Linked DNA regions of Homo sapiens: region 1 is linked to region 2. The links are chromatin contacts, found by Hi-C or POLR2A ChIA-PET in ENCODE. All regions are on one chromosome and are shown on one strand. Each heading gives the region's core, a stretch centred on a gene start or an enhancer-like site at or near the end of the contact. The rest is flanking DNA. Distances are from core to core; before and after follow the strand shown. Region 1 overlaps DELEC1 (deleted in esophageal cancer 1). Region 2 has its middle 36 kb from the start of TNFSF8.

Region 1 (2,700 bases), core at 18-2,517, 310 kb before region 2:
AATGAATGCACTCTCCTGTCCAAAGCCCCTCTTTTTTCTTGCCCAAAATCCAGCTTCTTAATCATTAAGTCACTCTTCACAATGGAGCCTCCCAACTTTCCAGCCTTATTTCTTGACCTCCAACCCCAAAATTAATATCAATAGCTAATATTTATTTTGTACTTAACTATATGCCAAACACTAAACCAAAATGTGTATATATATATAAAACATATATATTACATATATTTGTTAACTCATTAAATTCTGACAATAACATACAAGATAGGAATTATTATTGTCCTCCTTCTTACAGATGAGGAAACTTGAAAAAGGTACACAACTTACTTAAGGTCCAGAATTAATAGTAGTAAGGGAAAGATGTAAATTCATACCAGTTTGATTTCAGCATCTCTGTTATTAAACAGTATGTTATATCTCAACCTTGGAGTTTTCAGACAACATCCCTACTCTTTCGTATTCCTAGAAACACTGTAGAGAAGAATGAAGCCATGATATAGAATCAAGAGAAACTGAGTAAAATAGAGGAGTAGGGACTCTGAAGAAGAGGGGCTTTAGGAATATTAGAAGCAAAGTGAGATGGCTCAAAGCTGATGAGGACTGGGTGAGCCAACATTAGACATATGCTGGATTATTTCCTTTATAGGGCCCTGGACATACTTGTTGGGCCAGGAGAAAAATATTAAAGGGGAGGTATGGAGGTAGACATAGCCAGCTGAGCACGCTTAGTGCCCAAGAATAAATTTTTCTATCATCAAGTCCATTCTTCTGCCTCCATTTTTTAGGGATACTCAGTAAGACTGGTGTGACTTTCCCCATGTTACTTGAAAATGAACAGCTTAAGGAAGAGGGAAAAGTAAACCAAGAGCCAGAGGATGCCATATGGTGTGGTGATGATCAGGACTAACTCACAAACCAGACAACCTGGGATTAGTACCAGAGCTGAGTTTTTCATTCCCATTTTTCTTGGTTCTAAAACTCATGTTCTTATCCTAATTCCATGAATATTTAACAGACAAAACATGTTAACTCAGCTAACCAGAATGAAATGGATAGAAACTTCCTCTTACCTATCTTAGCTCTATAGAAAATCAGAATAAAAAATCTGATCTGGCTATTTGAGGACACAAGAATGATGAGCAGAGTTTTAAGTCTGTGAAGGATACAGTCCAAACCAGGTTCATATCGTGGTTCACTCTGCATATCTAAACAAGTTTACCCAACCTTGGGTATGACTCATTTGCTGAAGGAGACATATATCTACCTCTGACTCAATAGAAAAGAAGTAACTCTAAGACAGTAATTTCCTTAATTGGGCAAAGCCTAGGTCATTTGAAAGGGAAAGCATTCCCCAGCCTCATGGTTATCACCAGCCTCAGTCTCATATCTTCAGTGTCTTCCCTATATCTTTGTCCATCTTCCACAGAGTTATTAAAGTGATCTCTTTAATATGAAAATACTTACTGATAACTTGCCTCAATATCCATCCTTCAGTTCTAGCAGAAAACCACAAAGCCTGATTTTTTATATGGGCTCTTGACCATCCAGAGCAAAGACTGTATTTCCCAACCTTTAATGCAGCTGAGTGTAGACATGTAACTAAGTTCTGATGTATAAGATAAAAGCAGAAGTGTCTTGTGCAAGCTTCTGAGGACCTTCCTTAAAAGAACACTGGTACCTCTGTGTAACTCTCTTCTTATTTACCATTGTTTCCACCTTGTTGCCCTGATTATAGGTTTAGAATGTGAGTCTGAAGGTCACATACGGGGATGGTTGAAAAAATATTGAATTCCTAAACAGCCATCATATTAATCCTCGACTATGTAACGCCAGACTTTTAGATGAAAAACAAACTCCTACTGTTTTTAGGCCAGTATTAATTTAGAGTTTCACATTACTAACAATCAAATCCAATCCTAAACAATACGTCCATCATGCGTTTTTTGTTTAAAACCAATCCATGGTTTCCAATTGCCCTCAGAGAACAATTCTAACTCCCTTAGTAAAACCTATAAGGTCCTTGTAACCTGTATATTTAATATCATCTTTTTAGCTTCCCTGCTTATATTTTAACAAATTAACAATACCTAATGACCTGTATTTCCCTAAGTATTCCACAATTCCATAATTTGTTCTGTTTTCACTTCTCTAAACAGACTGTCAACTTCTGCTTTGAATTCCATCCTCACCTATTTGATAGAAAAGTGTCACCTCTTCTGACAAACCATCTCTTACCCTTTAGACAAACTGATGCACTCCTTTTACTCTATTCCAATTATACCTGATCAATCATCCATTTAACAATTGCTTCAACATAAATGAGGGGTTTGTTTGTATTTCCAACTCCACCACTACACTGTTTTCTTAATAGAATAATGTCATGCTCAACTTTGAAACCACATATACTGCCAGACACATAATAAATGCTCAATAAATTCTTTTAAGTGAATAAATAATATTAATCATGCAGCCATCTTATATTGTCAATCAGATGCCTCAGTATAACTTCGTTGATTCTTTAAACTATGTCTTTGGAACTTGTCTTGATGTGAATTCAGGCTGTGCCATCTAAAAGCTGTGTCCTTAGGCAACCCTCTTTCCATTTCTGAGTATCAGCTTCTTCTTCTTTAAAATAGAAGACCTACTTCATGGTACGTTAGGGCTATTAATGCAATTAAGTACATAGAACATCTAGGCTAA
Region 2 (2,700 bases), core at 32-2,531:
ATGCAGGCATCTCATACATACCTAAAAACTGGAACAGAATCTGCATTTTAATATGATCCAAGAGATTCAGGTGCACCTTACAATCTGAAGAACACTAGTTGGTTGACTTTTTCTGGTAAGTGGAGAAGATTGCTGGTAATCCGTTATGTTTCTCTGTTTCCCCCAAGTGGACTTTCATGAATTGGCTTGGTCTTCCTTGTCTGCTGCTTATGCAAATGTGAGGGTCTAAACACTACAAAACCATCAAGTCAACGTGATGGTATTCATTTGTAATGATCACCACTGAATTTTTAACAACTGCTTTTGATCCAACTGTCTCCCTTGGGAATATTGGGCAACACTAGGAATAATCTGGACAACATGTTGAAAGCTTTGGATGCAGTTTAGAAACTTCTATGGGGGCTGTACTTTCCCTATAGCCAAGGAAAGAGAAAAAAACAAGTCTGAGGGTGGCAGATGGGAAAGAATAGTGGCCTTGGCAACTGGAAGCCAGTTTCAATCTGAGCTGAAGCAATTACTAACTCTATGACCTTGGCAAGTCACATGGACTTTGTAAACTTAAATTTTCTCAGCTGTACAATGGGAAGCTGTTGGGAGAACAAACACATAGAATAAGCTTGGAAAGTGTACAACTCTTGGGGTATTTTATCATATTCAGTGTCTGTGAAGGAGTTAGACCTTGGGGAGAGGAGTAGGAAAAAATGAATCAATGCAAGTTTGAGAAAAGTGAAAGTTCCTCAAATCCACTGAAGCCTATTCCCATCTGCATTCAGAAAAGCCAGCCATTGGATCAACAAAGGTCTCTGTCAGGCCAACTCTCAAAGGATGGTTTCATCCTGCAGGGAAAACTGGACTAGATAACCAACTGACTGTTTGCGAGATGCAGTATCAAGGTCCTCTCCCTGTGCCTCTCTAGAAGCAGCACTGATTGCACTGCAAATGAACACTTTTCTCACTTAGAAATGAGCACTTAGAAGACAAGAAGAATCCATCTCCAAATCCCAGCACCCAAATCAGTGTCCTACACAAAGTCAGCACTCAGGAAATGTTTAGATTTCACTTGCAACAGGAAGAGGGAATTACCAGGCAGGGATATCAGCTAAACTAGTCAGGAACAAGCTGATTTGAAGGCTGATCCTCCTTCACAACCAGGAGGCTCCAAACAAAAACCAGCTGAAGTATTTCATCATTTCCTTTCCATTGCTAGGGACGCAGATGACCTAACCTCCTTGACATTCTGACTATGCCTTCCGTTCTCACAATGAGTCTCATTTTACCAGCTGGCCTGATGCAGTCAGCGCATGGCACAGTACTCAAGGGAAGAAAGGTCACAATCCATCACAGGATCAATACAATGGGATGAGTAAACAGCAAGAAAACACTGAAGGAGGCTTCATTTCTACCACCAACATTACATTCATACACTCACACAGTCCTCAATTGCATCTGGTCTTTTCATCCTCCTCATTCATTACTTTGATGTGTTTACTTAAACCGCTTTATGTTACGTAAATAGATATAATTACTATCACTTACTGAACGCTTGCTTGCCAGGTTTCAGGCACCACATGGAAGCCTTCAAATACTGTAGTCTACTGCATCTCACCCTTATGAGATAGAGATGACCATTCCCATGTTGCAGATGAGGAAACAGAGGCTCGAAGAAATGCTTAAGTATGTCTAAGTTTCAGCAGCTCATGAGCTGAAGAGCTAAGATGTAACCACTGCAGTTTGGCTCCAGAGCTATATTTCTAACCACACTACACTGCACTACCCTGAGGCTACTTGACCTGGTGCCTGCTGATTCCTTTGTCCACAAGGTCCTTGCCCTTCATTCACATCTTGTTAATTTGACCTCATTCATAAAATTTCAACTCAGACATTATTGCTCAAGAACCATTCCGCTAAATTAGACATGCAACCTGGACCTTGATATTCTCACTTCTGTCTAAAAATTTACTACACTCACTATGACAGCATGATTGTACATTTGCCTCCCTGCTAAACTGTGGGCTTCTGAGTAACAACAACGTCAAAATGTATCACATCTCTCCTGCCGATATCTACAAAGTAAAGTTATTCTTTCTTCCAGATTACTGTGGCATGATCCTCCACCATTCACACTCTACCCTGGACTCTGGGAAGGGACACTGCTGCCTTGAAACTCTACAACCCTGAACCTTGATGCTGGTTGCTGCAGACAAGAACTGCTTCTACCCTGGGTCACTGTCACTGCTAAGTGGAAAGTCATGAACTTGATGGTACCAGTCACTCTGGGCCTAAACCGACATAGCCAGGAAACGGTTCACCCCCCACAAACAGAATCATCTAGACCTGTCCATGATTTGGAATCGTGGCCCAATACTTCCTGGCCCCAGAGAGAGAAAAAAGTCTGACCACCCCCTACTCAAAGTGCCAACTCATTTCCTTCCCAGAATTAATCACTTCCCAAAATGTATGACTGTGTGAACATCAATTCCCTTCAGGGGAAAACCCCACTCCCACCTCTCAGGCTGTCATCTTACCCTATGACCCCAACCTGACAATCATGCAACAGCCCATTATTGGTACCTTTTCCAATGTTTAGGTGACTCATTCTTATCTACAATCACTTTGTTGTTCTAGGAAAGTTTTTGACACAGCAGGCATTTGATATATATTTCTTGATTAAATGAAAGATTAAATGAATACCATCTTAGA

Evidence for each region. A loop is a pair of places that touch in the nucleus more often than their neighbours do. ChIA-PET counts read pairs that join two places held with the same protein, here RNA polymerase II (POLR2A). Pooled maps may share reads with other maps.
Region 1: a loop to region 2 is called in a pooled map, with 10 times the contacts of the local background. The contact joins two enhancer-like sites. A Hi-C loop is called at or near these places in 2 of 37 single-sample maps with no recorded cell type and 10 of 50 pooled maps. POLR2A ChIA-PET finds 5 or more read pairs at or near these places in 1 of 52 experiments (A673).

What each region holds. Positions count from the first base shown.
Region 1 is chr9:115,203,903-115,206,602 of GRCh38, reverse strand. The region is part of intron 1 of DELEC1 (deleted in esophageal cancer 1); the gene reads right to left. Among named protein-coding and RNA genes, the nearest start is that of DELEC1, 63 kb to the right of the region's middle. Within about 2 kb of position 1,267, at least 2 of the 41 ENCODE cell types and tissues checked have a DNase peak (open chromatin) inside an H3K27ac peak, as active enhancers do.
Region 2 is chr9:114,893,557-114,896,256 of GRCh38, reverse strand. It overlaps a transcript of TNFSF8 not described here. Among named protein-coding and RNA genes, the nearest start is that of TNFSF8, 36 kb to the left of the region's middle. RefSeq lists an enhancer at 1,220-2,419. Within about 2 kb of position 1,281, at least 11 of the 41 ENCODE cell types and tissues checked have a DNase peak (open chromatin) inside an H3K27ac peak, as active enhancers do.